Regions from separate parts of the Homo sapiens genome. Here region 2 is linked to region 1. The links are chromatin loops, found by intact Hi-C in ENCODE. Cell type or tissue: HCT116. All regions are shown on one strand.

Region 1 (8,000 bases):
ATGTTTCATAGTTTTCTGAGAAAACATCTAGCCATCTTTTGTTATATGTATATTTTGTATATTGATCAATGCAGATCAATATGTTACATGTATATTCCTAGGTGCCTTATAATTTTTGTTGCTATTGGAAATGCATTATAAATAATACATTCTTTCTTTTTTTTTTTTTTTGAGACAGATTCTCACTCTGTCGCCAGGCTGGAGTGCAGTGGTGTGATCTCGGCTCACTGCAACCTCTGCCTTCCAGGTACAAGTGATTCTGCTGCCTCAGCCTCCCGAGTAGGTGGGACTACAGGTGTGTGCCACAACGCTCACCTAATTTTTGTATTTTTAGTAGAAACGGGGTTTCACCATGTTGGCCAAGATGGTCTTGATCTCTTGACCTCGTGATCCACCCACCTCGGCCTCCCAAAGTGCTGGGATTACAGGCGTGAGCCACCCCACCCAGCTTTTTTTTGCTTTTTTTTTTTTGAGATGGAGTCTTGCTCTGTCCCCCAGGCTGGAGTGCAGGGGAGCCATCTCGGCTCACTGCAACCTCCGCTGCCCGGGTTCAGGCGATTCTCCTGCCTCAGCCTCCTGAGTAGCTGGGATTACAGGCAAGCACCACCACACCTGGCTAATTTTTGTATTTTTAGCAGAGACAGGGTTTCTCTATGTTGGCCAGGGTGGTCTCAAACTCCTGACCTCGGTGATCCACCCACCTCAGCCTCCCAAAGTGTTGGGATTACAGGTGTGAGCCTCCAAGCCCAGCCACATTGAGAGGTGAAGCCACCTGGACTTCTGGGTTGGGTGGGGACTTGGAGAACTTTTCTGTCTTACAAGAAAATTGTAAAATGCACCAACTGGCACTCTGTAGCTAGGATTGAAAAATGCACCAATCAGCGCTCTGTGGCTAGCTAGAGGTTTGTAAAATGCGCCAATCAGCACACTGTAAAATGGACCAATCAGTGCTCTGTAAAATGAACCCATCAGCAGGACATGGGTGGGGACAAATAAGGGAATAAAAGCTGGCCACCCCCCCCCACCCCAGCCAGCCACCACAACCGGCTTGGGTCCCCTTCCAAGCTGTGGAAGCTTTGTTCTTTCACTTTTCATAATAAAACTCGCTGGTGCTTACTCTTTGGGCCCGTGCCATCTTTAAGAGCTGTAACACTCACCGGGAAGGTCCACAGCTTCATTCTTGAAGTCAGTGAGACCAAGAACCCACCAGAAGGAACCGACTCTGGACACAATATGTTCTTATTTGTTGTTACTCCAATAAGCAATTAACAAGAGTGCTGTCAGAATGTGTGGGATGATCTTGTATTCAACTAACCTGTCAAATACTCTTATCAATTCTAATGCTCTGCATGTAGATTTTTATTTTCCAAATAGAAAATGAATCATGCATATAAGAATGGTGTTACCTCTTCCTACTTCCTAAGCCTCTGATTTCTATTATATTTATTACATTAGCTAGAAATGCCCATCAAATTTTGAATAAAGGGCATTCATATTTTTAACTTTTATGGGAATGCTAGAGTTTCACCGTTGAATTTGATGTTTAGGAATTTGGCAAATATCCTTTATAGGGTTAAGGTATTATCCTACTAATCCTAATTTGCTAAGATTTGAAAAATGAATGAATTCATCAAATGATTATTTATTTAAGTGATTATATACTTTTTATCTTTTAATGTATTAAGGTTCAGAACAGGAATTCTTTCCCTGTTGTTAACCTATCCTTGCATTTTTGGCTAAACTCTACTACATATTTGCTTCTAATTTAGATGTCATATGGATTCTGTTTTATTATTTAGGATGTTTGTATCTATAACCGTAACTAAGCTTGTTCTAAAATGTTCTTACCTTTAATTGCCCTGTCGTGGGCTGATGACAAGGGCATACTAGTATTACAAAACAAGTTAGGCAGTTTTCCCTTCTTTTCCACCCAGTAAAAACAGTTTGTATAAAACAGAATGTATTAGTCAGGGCTCGGCGTGGTGGCTTACGCCTGTAATCCCAGCATTTTGGGAGGCCGAGGCGGGCAGATCATTTGAGGTCAGGAATTTGAGACCAGCCTGGCCAACGTGGTGAAACCCCATCAATACCAAAAATACAAAAATTAGTTGGGTGTGATGGCACATGCTTTTAGTCCCAGCTACTTTGGAAGCTGAGGCACGAGATTCTCTTGATCCCGGGAGGCGGAGGTTGCAGTGAGCCGAGATAGCGCCACTGGACTCCAGCCTGGGTGACAGAGCAAGAGCCTGTCTCGAAAAAAAAAAAAATGTATTAGGGCTCTCCAGAGAAACAGAACCAACAGGACTTATTTTTATTTATTTATTTTTTTTTTGAGATGGAGTCTCGCTCTGTCGCCCAGGCTGGAGTTCAGTGGCACAATCTTGGCTCACTGCAATCTCCACCTCCCGGGTTCAAGCGATTCTCTTGCCTCAGCCTCCCGAGTAGCTGGGACTACAGGCGCCTGCCACCAGGCCCAGCTAATTTTTGTATTTTTAGTAGAGACTGGGTTTCATCATATTGCCCAGGCTGGTCTTGAACTCGTGACCTTGTCATCCGCCCACCTTGGCCTCCCAAAGTGCTGGGATTACAAGCGTGAGCCACTGCACCCGGCCAGGACCCATTTATTTATTATGAGAAACTGGCTTATGTGATTATGAAGGTTGAGAAGTCCCAAGATCTGCAGTTAGCAAGCTGGAGACCCAGGAGAGCCAATGTGTGTTCCAGTCTGAAAGTCTACTGGCTTGAGATCCAAGAAAAGCCAATGTTTCAGTTCAAATCTATAGAATGGAAAAGACCCATGTCCCAGCTCATACGGTCAGGCAGGAGACATTGCCTCTTACTTGAGGGAGGGGTGGCCTTTTTGTTCTATTCAGGTCTGACTGGATGAGGGCCACCCACATGGGGGCATGCAGTTTGCTTTATTCAGTCAAGTGTTAATCCCATCCAAAAACAGCCTCACAGATACACTCACAATGTTTGACCAAATAAACCGAGCAGTCCATGACTCAGTCAAGTTGACACATAAAATGAATCACATAGTGAGAATATATTCTTTGAAGGTCTGGACAACTGAGCTGTGAGTCCCAACAAGCCTGTTATCCTTTGCTCATTTGTTTGGGTGTGGAAGTGTGGGTGACGTATTTTTCATCAGGGTAATTCCCCTGGAGCCATTCTCTCCTACAAGGGCCTACATGGGATGATCCTCCCTGGCTCCTTTGGAGAAACCCTGATCTTAGTCCTTGAAGACTAACAGCATCCAGGAGACTAAAAAACGATGGGCTGTTTTATCTGTAGAAACTACTAGCCTTTGGGCGACACCATTTGGGGAGTTTGTATTTATCATAGCAGTTATGCCGTTATTCCAACTGACCACTAGAGGGCAGTAATGGCTTATAAAACCGGATCCAGTGTGACAAAAGGGCTTTAAAGAAGCTAACGTATGGTGGATTAAAAGGTAGATTTTTGCCTGTAATCCCAGCACTTTGGGAGGCCGAGGCGGGCGGATCACGAGGTCAGGAGATCGAGACCATCCCGGCTAAAACGGTGAAACCCCGTCTCTACTAAAAATACAAAAAATTAGCCGGGCGTAGTGGCGGGCGCCTGTAGTCCCAGCTACTTGGGAGGCTGAGGCAGGAGAATGGCGTGAACCCGGGAGGCGGAGCTTGCAGTGAGCCGAGATCGAGCCAGTGCACTCCAGCCTGGGCGACAGAGCGAGACTCCGTCTCAAAAAAAAAAAAAAAAAAGGTAGATTTTTTTTTTTTTTTTTTGCCCGGGCGTGGTGACTCATGCCTGTAATCCCACCACTTTGGGAGGCCGAGGCGGGCAGATCACCTGAGCTCAGGAGTTTGAGACCAGCCTGGCTAACATGGCGAAACCTCGTCTCTATTAAAAATACAACAATTACCCAGGCATGATGGTGGGCACCTGTAATACCCAGCTACTCGGGAGACCGAGACCGGAGAACGTTTTGAACCCGGGAGGCAGAGGTTGCAGTGAGCCGAGATCACGCCCCTTCACTCCAGCCTGGGCGACAGAGCAAGACTCCGTCTCAAATGAAAAAAAAAAAAAAAAGAAAAAAAAAGGTCGATTTTTTTCCCCCTTCTCTGTCCTTAGGAACTTCAGACTTCAAGAATCTAAGAAACTTGGTCGGGCACGGTGGCTCATGCCTGTAATCCCAGCACTTTGGGAGGCCGAGGTGGGCGGATCACGAGGTCAGAAGATCGAGACCATCCTGGCTAACATGGTGAAACCCCATCTCTACTAAAAACACACAAAAAATTAGCCAGGCATGGTGGCAGGCGCCTGTACTCCCAGCTACTCGGGAGGCTGAAGCAGGAGAATGGCGTGAACCGGGAAAGCGGAAGTTGCAGTGAGCCGAGATTGCACCAACGCACTCCAGCCTGGGCCACAGAACAAGACTCCGTCTCAAAAAAAAAAAAAAAAAAAAAAAAAATCTAAGAAACTTGTTCAGGCCAGGTGTGGTGGCTCATGCTTGTAATCTTAGCACTTTGGGAGGCCGAGGTGGGAGGATTGCTTGAGCCCAGAAATTTGAGACCAGCCTGGCCAACATAGGGAGACCCCATCTCTACAAAAAAATAAAATTAGCTGGGCCTCCTGGCGCGCACACTTGTAGTCCCAGCTATTCAGGAGGCTGAGGCAGGAGGATCTCTTGAGCTCTGGAGGTGAAGGCTGCAGTGAGCCGAGATCATGCCACTGCACTCCCACTCCATCCTGGGCAACAGAGTGAGACCTTGTGTGAAAAAATAAAAATTAAAGAGAGAGAGAAAAGAAAGTTGTCCAAATCATATATTCCAGTACACAGCAAATCTGGAATGTTAACCTAGGTTTTTCTGACTCCAAATTTCATGGTTTCTGGTGTGGGTACAAATCAATTATTCTTCTTTCATTCTTTTTAAAAAAAATTTGGCCGGGCGCGGTGGCTCACGCCCGTAATCCCAGCACTTCGGGCAGTCGAAGCAGGCGGATCACGAGGTCAGGATATCAAGACCATCCTGGCTAACATGGTGAAACCCCATCTCTACTAAAAAATACAAAAAATTAGCCGGGCGTGGTGGCTGGAGCCTGTAGTCCCAGCTACTCGGGAGGCTGAGGCAGGAGAATGGCGTGAACCCGGGAGCTGGAGCTTGCAGTGAGCGGAGATCGCGCCACCGCACTCTAGCCTGGGAAACAGGACAAGACTCCGTCTCAAAAAAAAAAAAAAAAATTCATTCACTCATGGAAAGCAGCATAACAGAGTGGCTAAGAATTCAGTCTCTGGAGTCAGACCATTTGGATTAAAATTCTGGCTCTTTCACATACTAGCTAGCACCATAAGTGATCTGTGCCTCAATTGTCTGATCTGTGTATGGGGATATTAGAACTTACCTTGTAAAATTATTGCAAAAATGAAATGATACATTAAAAGTGTTTAGAACAGCTGAGTGCAGTGGCTCACGCCTGTAATCCCAGCACTCTGGGAGGCCGAGGCGGGCGGATCAGTAGGTCAGGAGATCGAGACCATCCTGGCTAACACGGTGAAACCTCGTCTCTACTAAAAATACAAAAAAATTAGCCAGGCGTGGTAGCGGGCGCCTGTAGTCCCAGCTACTCTGGCAGCTGAGGCAGGAGAATGGCATGAACCCGGGAGGTGAGCTTGCAGTGAGCCGAGATCGCGCCACTGCACTCCAGCCTGGGCGACAGGGCTAAACTCCGTCTCAAAACAAAACACAAAAAGTGTTTAGAACAGCGTATGGTCCTTAATAAGTACTTAAATTCAAGCTATTATTAACTCAACCAGTATTTCTTAAGCAACTACCCTGTTCTAGTACCACTGTTCTAGGTACTGGGGTAGCAATCATACTCGTACAGAGCTTACCTGTTGGAGCTTATATTCTAGAAAGGGAGATGGACAACAAAATAAGAAAAGTTTGTATTTTTTTCCCCATGAATATGAACGAATATGGCCAAAAATAGAGCATGGAAGAGGACTGGGAGTGCTGGTGGAGGAAGGCTTGCTACCTAAATGGGGCTGTCAGAGGCAGCTGCTCTGAGGCGACATCCAGAAAAATCCAAAGGAGGTGAGGCAGCCAGCTAGGAGGCTAAGACTCATGCGCATGCGTAGGAGCAGAATATTGCGCAAAGAGGAGTGAGGATAAGGGCTGGAGGCTGGACCACACCGGCCTTCAAGAAAGGGGAAAGGGACCATGTGATGCTAATTTTATGTCGTCTTGGCTAGGCTGTGGTGCCCATGGTTTGGACAAACAAGTCTAGCTGTTGCTACGAAGGCAAACTTTGGAATGTGATTAACATTTAATTAGTAGACTTTGAGTAAAGCAGATGACCCTCTATATGGTGGGCGGGCCACTCGGTTGAAGACCTTAAGAATAATGACTACGGTCTCCCGAGGAAGGAGGATTTCTGCCTCCAGACCGCAACATCGAAATTCGACTTGAGTTTCCAGCGTTCGCGCTTGAAAATGCAACATCAACTCTTCCTGAATTTCCAGGCTGCCAACCTGCCTGCCCTGTGGATTTCAGAGTTGCCTGTCACCTGAACATCAAATGAGCCAGTTCCTTAAAATAAATCTCTCTTCTCAGGAATGCTCTAATACTGGCCACGGTCGCAGAAGGGAGGGAAGAATGGGGCGAGGACGATGAAACAGGGCCAGCGGTGAAGTGAGGTGGGGAGCCGATGGTGAGCCTGGAGCCACTGGGAGGGCGCCGGCCTTTGCACTGGTTGGGAGTCCCTGGAGGGCTCAGAGCAGAAGGGAGACTCGGTGGCCTGCAGTGTTCAAAGCGCCCTCTGGCGGCCGGGAGGAGCGGGGGCTGCAGGGACCCGGGTGATGGGAGGGAGCCTCCGGAGGAGGCGCAGGGGCGAGGGGACCTGGTGCGGGCTTGGACCTCGGCCGTGGCGCCCACGGTGAGACACGGACACTTTCTGATGTATCCTGAAGATGGAGCGGAGAGGATGTGCGGGCACTCTGGGTGCGGGCTGTGAGAGAAGAGGTGTCAGGGTCAACTCCAGGGCTTTCGGGCTGAGTAGCTGGAAGAACAGAGTTGCCATTTCCCGAGAGCAGGAAGATTTGGGGAGGAGTCTGTCCCGGAGCCGGCCGCGGGGGCAGGAGCTGGGCTTTGGACGTGTTCGTTCTGGACGCCTCTGGGCCTTGGCTGCTGATGTCCAAGCCTGCACCCTCAGGGGCCTGGGTTGCAGATGTGAATTTGGCGGCTCTGAGCCGGGCCTCGTCCCGACCACACAGGGAGGACAGCAGAGCCTGCGCGGGACCGGGGCCTGTGCTCCTCCCTCTGCTCCTGCAGCGCGGGCCTTGTCCTCAGAATTTCTCCCAGCCGCCCTGCGCCTCCCCAGGCGGGGTCTCCCACCAGGAGCACCGTCCTGGGGCCGAGGCAGCGGGGGTGACACTGACTCCTGCCCCCGTTCAGTGCATGGGGCCAGGCCCTTCAGGTCAGTGACTCACAGACAACAGGAACAAGCTTAGAAATCTTCAAACCCAGTCACCCATTAACTGGGTCCTGAGTGAGGCCCAGCAGACAGGCCTCAGTTTCTCACCAGAGCTGGCACCAGTTGGTCCAGGGAAGGCAAGTGGGTCTTGTCTCCTATGCCTCCCTTGATGAGTTAGGTTTAGCTTTGGGCAGGGATGTCTTACTGTGTTCCAGAATTGGTGGGTTCTTGGTCTTGCCGACTTCAAGAATGAAGCTGCAGACCCTCACGGCGACTGTTACAGTTTTTAAAAATAACGTGTCCAAAGTTTATTCCTTCTGATGTTCGGACGTGTTCAGAGTTTCTTCCTTCTGGTGGGTTCGTGGTCTCCCTGGCTTCAGGAGTGAAGCTGCAGACCTTTGCAGTGAGTGTTAAAACTCTTAAGGCAGTGCGCCTGAAGTTGTTCGTTCCTCCCGTTCGCAGTTGTTCATCTCTCGCAGTGGGTTTGTAGTCTCGCTGGCCTCAGGAGTGAAGCTGCAGACCTTCACCACGTTACAGTTCATAAA
Region 2 (8,000 bases), 370 kb after region 1:
GTGTGTATCAGATGAGGGAGGATTTTACCACAGACGCACTGGTGACAAAAAAAAACCAAACACCTCCGGTAGGGAACAGGGTGGTGGGGAAGGCCTAGTTGGGAGCACTTGGCTAACTTCCATGGTATGAATAACTCCCACCATAGCCAATTTCAAGTTATCCATGGTTGTTCATTTGAACATTTCCTAAACATTTAGTAGTTGGCTTTTACAAGCTGGTAGGAGCTTGCCTAACACACCACTGGGTCTCACACTTAGGCCAAGCCCCCAAAATCACAAGAAGGCAAAGCTGGCAGGATCAGGAGCTACTAGTCAAATCTCCTGATTTTATAAATAGATAAATGAGGCCCAGACAAGAGAGGCTCTTAGGCTATTCTGGCTTGGTTCTTACCTTGAGTGTGGGGCTCCGTTTTGGGTGGGAGGGAGGTCCACCATTTTTACTGATGAAGTTCTGCCAGGTTACTTTGATAAATTACATTAAGCGTTACTAACAGGCATGGTTACATGTGTGTAATAAGTATGAATTCAGTTAGTCTTCAGATAGTTGTCAGAACTTCCCTATGAGGAAGGTATTATTGTCATCCTCACGTTAAGAGATAAGGAAACTGACGCAGGGAAAAGTTAAGTAACCTGCTCAAGGTCATTGGACAGTCACTGGAAGAGCTGATACTTGAATCGAGGTTGGCTATAGTGCCTGGGCTCTTAACCACTACTTAAGGCTGTTAGGTGAACCAATGGTTTTGTCAACACCAAGGCAAGTCACACACTGTCTTTGTATCAGCCATCTCATGTCAGGCTGTCTGGGCAAGGCAGGAGCCTAGAGTCTGTTATGGCCTCTGGAGCTGGCCTGCTCAGAGACTCTGAGATAATGTTTATAGAAGCCCACTTATACCTCCTCTCTCCCTCCACTCTAACCAGTAACCACCAAGTCCTGTCTTTAAAAAAAAAAAAAAATTAAAGTTTTCAGCTGGGCGCAGTGGCTCACGCCTGTAATCCCAGCACTTTGGGAGGCCGAGGCGGGCAGATCACCTGAGGTCAGGAGTTCGAGACCAGCCTGGCCAACATGGTGAAACCCCGTCTCTACTAAAAATACAAAAATTAGCCAGGTGTGGTGGTGCATGCCTGTAATCTCAGCTACTCAGGAGGCGGAGGCAGGAGAATCGCTTGAACCCAGGAGGCAGCAGTTGCAGTGAGCTGAGATCGCGCCATTGCACTCCAGCCTGGGGGACAGAGAGAACCAGTCTCAAAACAGAAACAAACCAAAAACCAACAAACAAAAACAAAACTAGCCAGGCGTGGTAGCACATGCCTGTAATCCCAGCTACTTGGGAGGCTGAGGGCAGGAGAATGGCTTGAACCTGGGAGGCGGAGGTTGCAAAGAGCTGAGACCATGCCATTGCACTCCAGCCTGGGCAACAGAGCAAGACTCTGCCTGAAAAAAAAAAAAAAAAAAAATTAAAGTTTTCCAAACCACTCAAGCTTGTTTCTTTCTTAGCCCCACAATTACTTCTCAGGCATTATGCTCTCTTACCTGGGTGAATAGACAAGCATCCTGTCTTGTCTCCTTGACTTTAATTTGATCTCCTCACCTTCTTTCTGCAAACTATCCAAGATAACTCAGTAGCTCTCCTGTTTAGAAACATTTCTGTAAACTGGGTGTAGTGGCTCTGCCTGTAATCCCAGCTACTGGGGAGGCTGAGGTGTGAGGATTACGAGGCCAGGAGTTCAAGACCAGCCTGGGCAACATAATAAGACCCCGATTCTATAAAACAAAAAACAATTAGCCAGGTGTGGTGGCTTGCACCTTGTAGTTCCAGCTACCCAGGCAGCTGAAGCAGGAGGGTCTCTTGAGCCCAGGAATCTGAGGCTGCAGTGACCTATGATTGTGCCACTGCACTCCAGCCTGGGGAACAGAGGGACACCCTGTCTCAAACAAAACAAAAAGTTTCCTAGAAATCCTTCTGTGAGTTCCTGTCTGAGTACCCTACTGACCTCCCCAGGCCCAGATCTAGATGCAGCTCTTTTTGCAGGCCACCTGCGTGACCCTGGTCTTGCAGCTCCTGCTGCAGCTCTACCTGGCAGACACCCATCCAATGTGTCTTGACTCCAGCAAGCCCCTCTGAAGCAGTCCCTACCCCTCTGCCTTTGGGACATCTCAGAGGGATCGTCTCTTTCATCGTGGTCTCCCACACTGAGCCGAGGGCCAGGCATGGTGGGGTGCGGCAGGCACGTGGAGCTGAGTGAATGGGAGCTGTGACCAGAGCAGGCTTTGGCTGGGCATCAGACCCAACTCCCACTGACCCACTGTGACACCTCTCTCCAGGTCACAATTTCCCCAAACTTCCTATGGGGATTTAGACTTTTCATTTTTTCTTTCTTTTTCTTTTTTTTTTTTTTTTTGAGACGGAGTCTCGCTCTGTGGCCCAGGCTGGAGTGCAGTGGCGCCATCTCGGCTCACTGCAAGCTCCGCCTCCCGGGTTCACGCCATTCTCCTGCCTCCGCCTCCGGAGTAGCTGGGACTACAGGCGCCCGCCACGCGCCCGGCTAATTTATTGTATTTTTAGTAGAGACGGGGTTTCACCGTGTTAGCCAGGATGGTCTCGATCTCCTGACCTCGTGATCCGCCCGCCTCGGCCTCCCAAAGTGCTGGGATTACAGGCGTGAGCCACCGCGCCCGGCCAGGGGATTTACACTTGAACACCCTTGCTTCTCTCCAGTTTCACACTCACAGAAAATTGCTCTCCTCTTCCAAGATCCCCTGTTGAATTCTTGGGGACTTCTTTCGGGGTGGGACGGGTGAAGAGGGGAAGCAATGTCTGTTGGGTCATTGGCTACTCTAGGTCCCTTCTGGACAGATCATACCTACTTATTCTTGGGAGAAGAGCCATATTGACTTCCTCTATGCTTGGATCCAGCATTACTACAACAAACCCTGTCTCTCCCTCTTCACTCGGCCCTGCTGCCCTGTCTTGCCAACCTCACAGCCCATCCACACCTCTGGTAAGGACCAGGTGCAGCTTTGGCGCCACCTGCTGGAAGAAAGGAGCAGCACCTCCACGTTTCAAAGAGGAAATTCCAGATCTGACATTGTTTTGGAATATCGATTCCATTGATCCGAACAGATATTTACAATGAGTCTACTATATGCCACACACCAACTAGGCTCTGAGGACAAAGTGGTGAACAAAATAGAGCTTACATTCTCAGTGGAGATCAATGACAAATAAATAATTTCAGATCGTAATAAGCATCATGAAAGAAGCGAGGTGATGTGATGGAGGAAACTGGTACGGAACTACTTTAAGTCAAGTGCTCAGGAAAGAATGTCCTGAGAAAGTAACATTTGGCTGGACACAGTGGCTCATGCCTGTAATCCTAGCACTTTGGGAGGCTGAGGTGGAAGGATCACTTGAGCTCAGGAGTTCGAGACCAGCCTAGGCAATAGAGTGAGACCTCATCTCTACTAAAGATAAAAAATTAAAAAAATTTAAAAAAAGAAAGAAAAAGAAAGTGATCCTCATGAAGGATGAGAATTAGCTAAATGTGAAGAGAGCTTAGAGGGAAAGCATTGCAAGTAGAGGAGACAACGCAGACCCCAAGGCCCCAAAGAGCTTGGAATATCGGAAGGACAGAAAGGAGACCAGTGTGGCCAGAGTGTAGTGAATGAGGCCAGGCACAATTGCTCAAGCCTGTAATCCCAGCACTTTGGGAGGCCGAGGCAGGTGGATTACCTGAGGTCAGGAGTTCGAGACCAGCCTGACCAACATGGTGAAACTCCATCCTACAAAAAATACAAAATTAGCCAGGCGTGGTGGTGCATGCTTGTAATCCCAGCTACTTGGGCAGGAGAATTGCTTGAACCTGGGAGGCGGAGGTTGCGGCGAGCCGAGATCGTGCCATTGCACCCCAGCCTGGGCAACAAGAGTGAAATTCTGTTTCAAAGAAAAAAAGAGAGTATCTCAGGGAGAAGGAACAGCATGTGCTAAAGCCCAGAGGCCAGGGAGATCATGGTGGAGTCAAGGAACAGAAAGGCCAGTGTGCCTGGAGCACAAAGATTGAGGGAATGGGATGCAAGATGAGGCTGAGGATGAAGGCAGAGGCAGATGGTCCACAACATGGCTTCGTGGGTTGTGTTAAGCATTTTGGTCCTTATCCTAAGAGCAGAGGGAGGCCATTGAAGAATTTTAAGCAGGGAAGCCATATGATAGATGAAGAGTTTGGAAAGACCTATCAGCTGCTCTGAGGAGAAAGAATTGAAGAAGGTGAGAAGGGAAGCTGGAAGACGAATGAAGAGGCTTCTCATGTAATGTTCCAAGGATGAGTGGTATTGATGAGTACAAGACGAGTGGAGGCAGTGGAGATAGAAAAGGACTGATTTGGCAGCTGGTAGGACTGGATATAATTGAGATGGAGAGGGAGAGGGGGAGAGAGTATGAAAGTGATGTCTATATTTCTTTTTCTTTTCTTCTTTTCTTTTCTTTTCTGAGCTGGAGTCTCACTCTGTCGCCAGGCTGGAGTGCAGTGGCACAATCTTGGCCCACTGCAACCTCCGCCTCCTGGGTTCAAGTGATTCTCCTGCCTCAGCCTCCCAAGTAGCTGGGATTACAAGCGAGTGCCACTACGCTCAGCTAATTTTTGTATTTTTAGTAGAGACGAGGTTTCACCATCTTGGCCAAGATGGTCTTGATCTCTTGACCTTGTAATCCACCCGCCTTGGCCTCCCAAAGTGCTGGGATTACAGGCATGAACCACTGCACCTGGCCTATATTTCTTTTTTGTTTGTTCGTTTTTAAGAGAACATCTCACTGTCGCCCAGGCAGGAGTGCAGTGGCACGATCATGGCTCACTGCAGCCTCCACCTCCCAAGCTTCAGCGATCCTCCTGTCTCATTTTTTGATTTTTTGTAGAGATAAGGTCTTGCTATGTGGCGAAGCCTGGTCTCGAACTCCTGGGCTCAAGCGATCCTTCCTCCTCAGCCTCCCAAAATGTTGGGATTACAGGTGTGAGCCATGGAGCCCGGCAATGCCTAGATTTCTATCTTGGGAAACAATGAGTAGGACTTCTAAACACAGCAAACATGAGCAAGTTTGGAGGCCAAAAAAATTCATTTGCCACTTGTTTGCAACATTTTCATATAAATAGGGAAGAAATCACACTTAGGAATTCCACTGTCAGGGACAAGCCTACAAACTATCACCACTACTACTATACAACATTTCTTTTTTTTTTTTTTGAGATGGAGTTTCGCTCTTGTTGCCCAGGCTGGAGGGCAGTGGCGAGCGATCTCTGCTCACTGCAACCTACACCTCCTGGGTTCAAACGAGTCTCCTGCCTCAGCCTCCCAAGTAGCTGGGATTATAGGCATGCGCCACCATGCCTGGCTAATTTTGTAGTTTTAATAGAGACGGGGTTTCTCCATGTTGGTCAGGCTGGTCTTGAACTCCTGACCTCAGGTGATCTGCTCACCTTGGCCTCCCAAAGTGCTGGGATTACAAGTATGAGCCACCACGCCCAGCCACTATACATTTCATTGGCCAATATAAACAAGCAATATAAATTGCATTAGATAATGTAATTAGACAAGAAAAAGAAATAAAAATTGGAAAGATATATGTAAAATGTTTAATTTTATTTTATTTATTTTTGTTTTTATACATTTTTTAAAAATAGGGTTTCACCATGTTGCCCAGGTTGGCCTTGAACTCCTGGACTCAAGGGATCCACCTGCCTTTAGCCTCCCCAAATGGGATTACAAGAGTAAGCCACTGCACCCGGCCTGGTAAAATTATCTTTATTTGTCAATGACATGTTTGTATTCCAAGAGAACCCAAGTGAATCAACTGAAAAACTACTATAAACGATGAGAAGTCTCAGTAAGGAAAAAGGGTATAAAATTATTACACAAAAATCAATCCCCTTCATATATACAAACTGCATTAAGCTAAATTGCATTGTTCAATGTAATAACCACACCACATTGCCTATTTAATTTTAAATTTAAAACGAATTGTTGGGAATAATGTTCAAAATCCTAAGGAAATTGAACACTCAAACACAGGATTCTTAGCAAAGCAATTTTACTTCTGCGCAGAGGGGTGCTTCTCCTTGGCCAGTCGCCATGAGAGCACACCTGAACAATGGAGCACAAGAGCCTTTATTCCTGACGCAAGTCCTGCCCCTGTACCCTTTTCCCATTGGCTGGGATCGGGTCGTACACTCTAAACTAATCCTGGTTGGCTAAACATTTGAACTTTTTTTACATAAGGTGGGCATGTAAGGGAGAGAGGGGAAAGGGAGAGGGGTATCTGCAATAAGCGAGAGAGCTAGTCTTCTTTCCAAATAAGGAAAGGAATGTGAGCTGGTACTGATAACGCCTGGTACTGTGGCGTGTCTGGGCATGTAACAAAAGCAGAAAGGAAGAAAAAAAAAGAAAAAGAAAAAAGGGGTGGGTAGGGGGGTACTATAAATTAAAGAATAAAGGATTGATCAGGCTATTTGAAGAGAAACCTCATCATATCCCACATAATTGAAATCAAATAAATTTAAAAATCAATTCCTCAATCACGCTAATCACATTTTAAGGTCTCATTACCACATGTGACTGTTGGTTACTGTATTATAGAATATGCTGTATCAGAACATTTCAATCATTGCAGAAAGTTCTATTGTTCAGTGTTGACTTAGAAGATACAGTGAAAGAGGTGACCTCATTTATGAGAACAACAAAATGCTTCTGAATAAGAATGAAATAATTCTTTGTCAAACCACATAACTTAGTTTTTGGTCATGGGCCACCTGCATGGACCTCCCTGTATTTCAGGACATAGCTAAAGTATTATCTCTTTGGGAGTCTTTCTTGATGCTTCCAACCTGAGTCAAAGATTCCTCCAGGATCTCCTAGAGCAGAACACAGTTAACCTTCATTATTCACAGATTCCATATTTATGAATTTGTCTACTTGCTAACATTTATTTGTGACCCCCATATTTTTTTCATTGCTAGTGTATAGAAATACAATTAATTTTTTTATTATGAACTTTTTTTTTTTTTTTTTTGAGATGGAGTCTTGCTCTGTCACCCAGGCTGGAGTGCAGTGGCGTGATCTCAGCTCACTGCAGCCTCCACCTGCCGGGTTCAAGCGATTCTTCTGCCTCAGTCTCCCGAGTAGCTGGGATTACAGGCACCTGCCACCATGCCTGGATAATTTTTGTGTTTTTAGTAGAGACGGGGTTTCACTGTATTGGCCAGGCTGGTCTTGAACTCCTGACCTCAAGTTATCCACCCACCTCAGCCTCCCAAAGTGCTGGGACTATAGGCATGAGCCACCATGCCTGGCCTGAACTTTTATTTTAATTTATTTTATTTTATTTTATTTATTTCAGTAGGTTTTTGGGGAACAGATGGTGTTTGATTGCATGAATAATTTCTTTAGTGGTGATTTCTGAGATTTTTGTGCACCCATCATCCAAGCAGTGTACACAGTATCCAATGTGTAGCTTTTATCCCTCACTCCTCTCCCACCCTTTCCCATGAGTCTCCAAAGTCCATTGGATTATTCTTATGCCTTTGTGTACTCATAGCTTAACTCCCAACTCCCATATTAATACTCACGGTCATTCATGGATATGCACAGAGTGGCAAAAATTTCAAGTTGTCTAATGTGCATGTTCCCAGCTGAGGCTGAGCAAAGTGATGCCCTTCTTTTTTTTCACTTGGTGTTGTTTATTTAGTGCCATGTTTTTTCATTTTCATACTTTTTCTTGCCCCAAACAGAGTGCTGAAGTGTTGTCTAGTGTTTCTAAGCACAAGAAGGCTGTCGCTGTGGTTTGAATGTGTCCCCCAAATTTCACATGTTGGAAATTTAATCTCCAAATTTGTATGTTGATTGGAGATGGGGCCTTTAGGAGGTAATTGGGATTAGATAAGATAATCAGGATGGGACCTCTATGATGGGACTGGTGGTTTTACAAGGAGGGGAAGAGCGACCTGACCTAACACTT

The links. Hi-C counts contacts between places; a loop is a spot of excess contacts. Peaks named below come from ENCODE experiments on the same cell type or tissue, not always from the same donor. Only the 100,000 strongest peaks of a DNase experiment are listed, where the experiment ranks them.
Region 2: it touches region 1 in a loop (15-fold over the local background); 5 of 110 quality-filtered maps call a loop at or near these places.

Annotation. Positions count from the first base shown.
Region 1 is chr1:39,602,988-39,610,987 of GRCh38, forward strand. No RefSeq gene overlaps it. Among named protein-coding and RNA genes, the nearest start is that of PABPC4, 30 kb to the left of the region's middle. RefSeq lists an enhancer at 7,150-7,319. In HCT116, CTCF peaks have their summits at 3,362 (motif pointing right) and 6,820 (motif pointing left); DNase peaks (open chromatin) are centred at 3,064, 3,384 and 6,774; H3K4me3 peaks cover 1,531 bases; H3K27ac peaks cover 1,318 bases.
Region 2 is chr1:39,970,663-39,978,662 of GRCh38, forward strand. No RefSeq gene overlaps it. Among named protein-coding and RNA genes, the nearest start is that of MFSD2A, 20 kb to the left of the region's middle. In HCT116, a CTCF peak has its summit at 3,036 (motif pointing left); a DNase peak (open chromatin) is centred at 3,009; H3K27ac peaks cover 346 bases.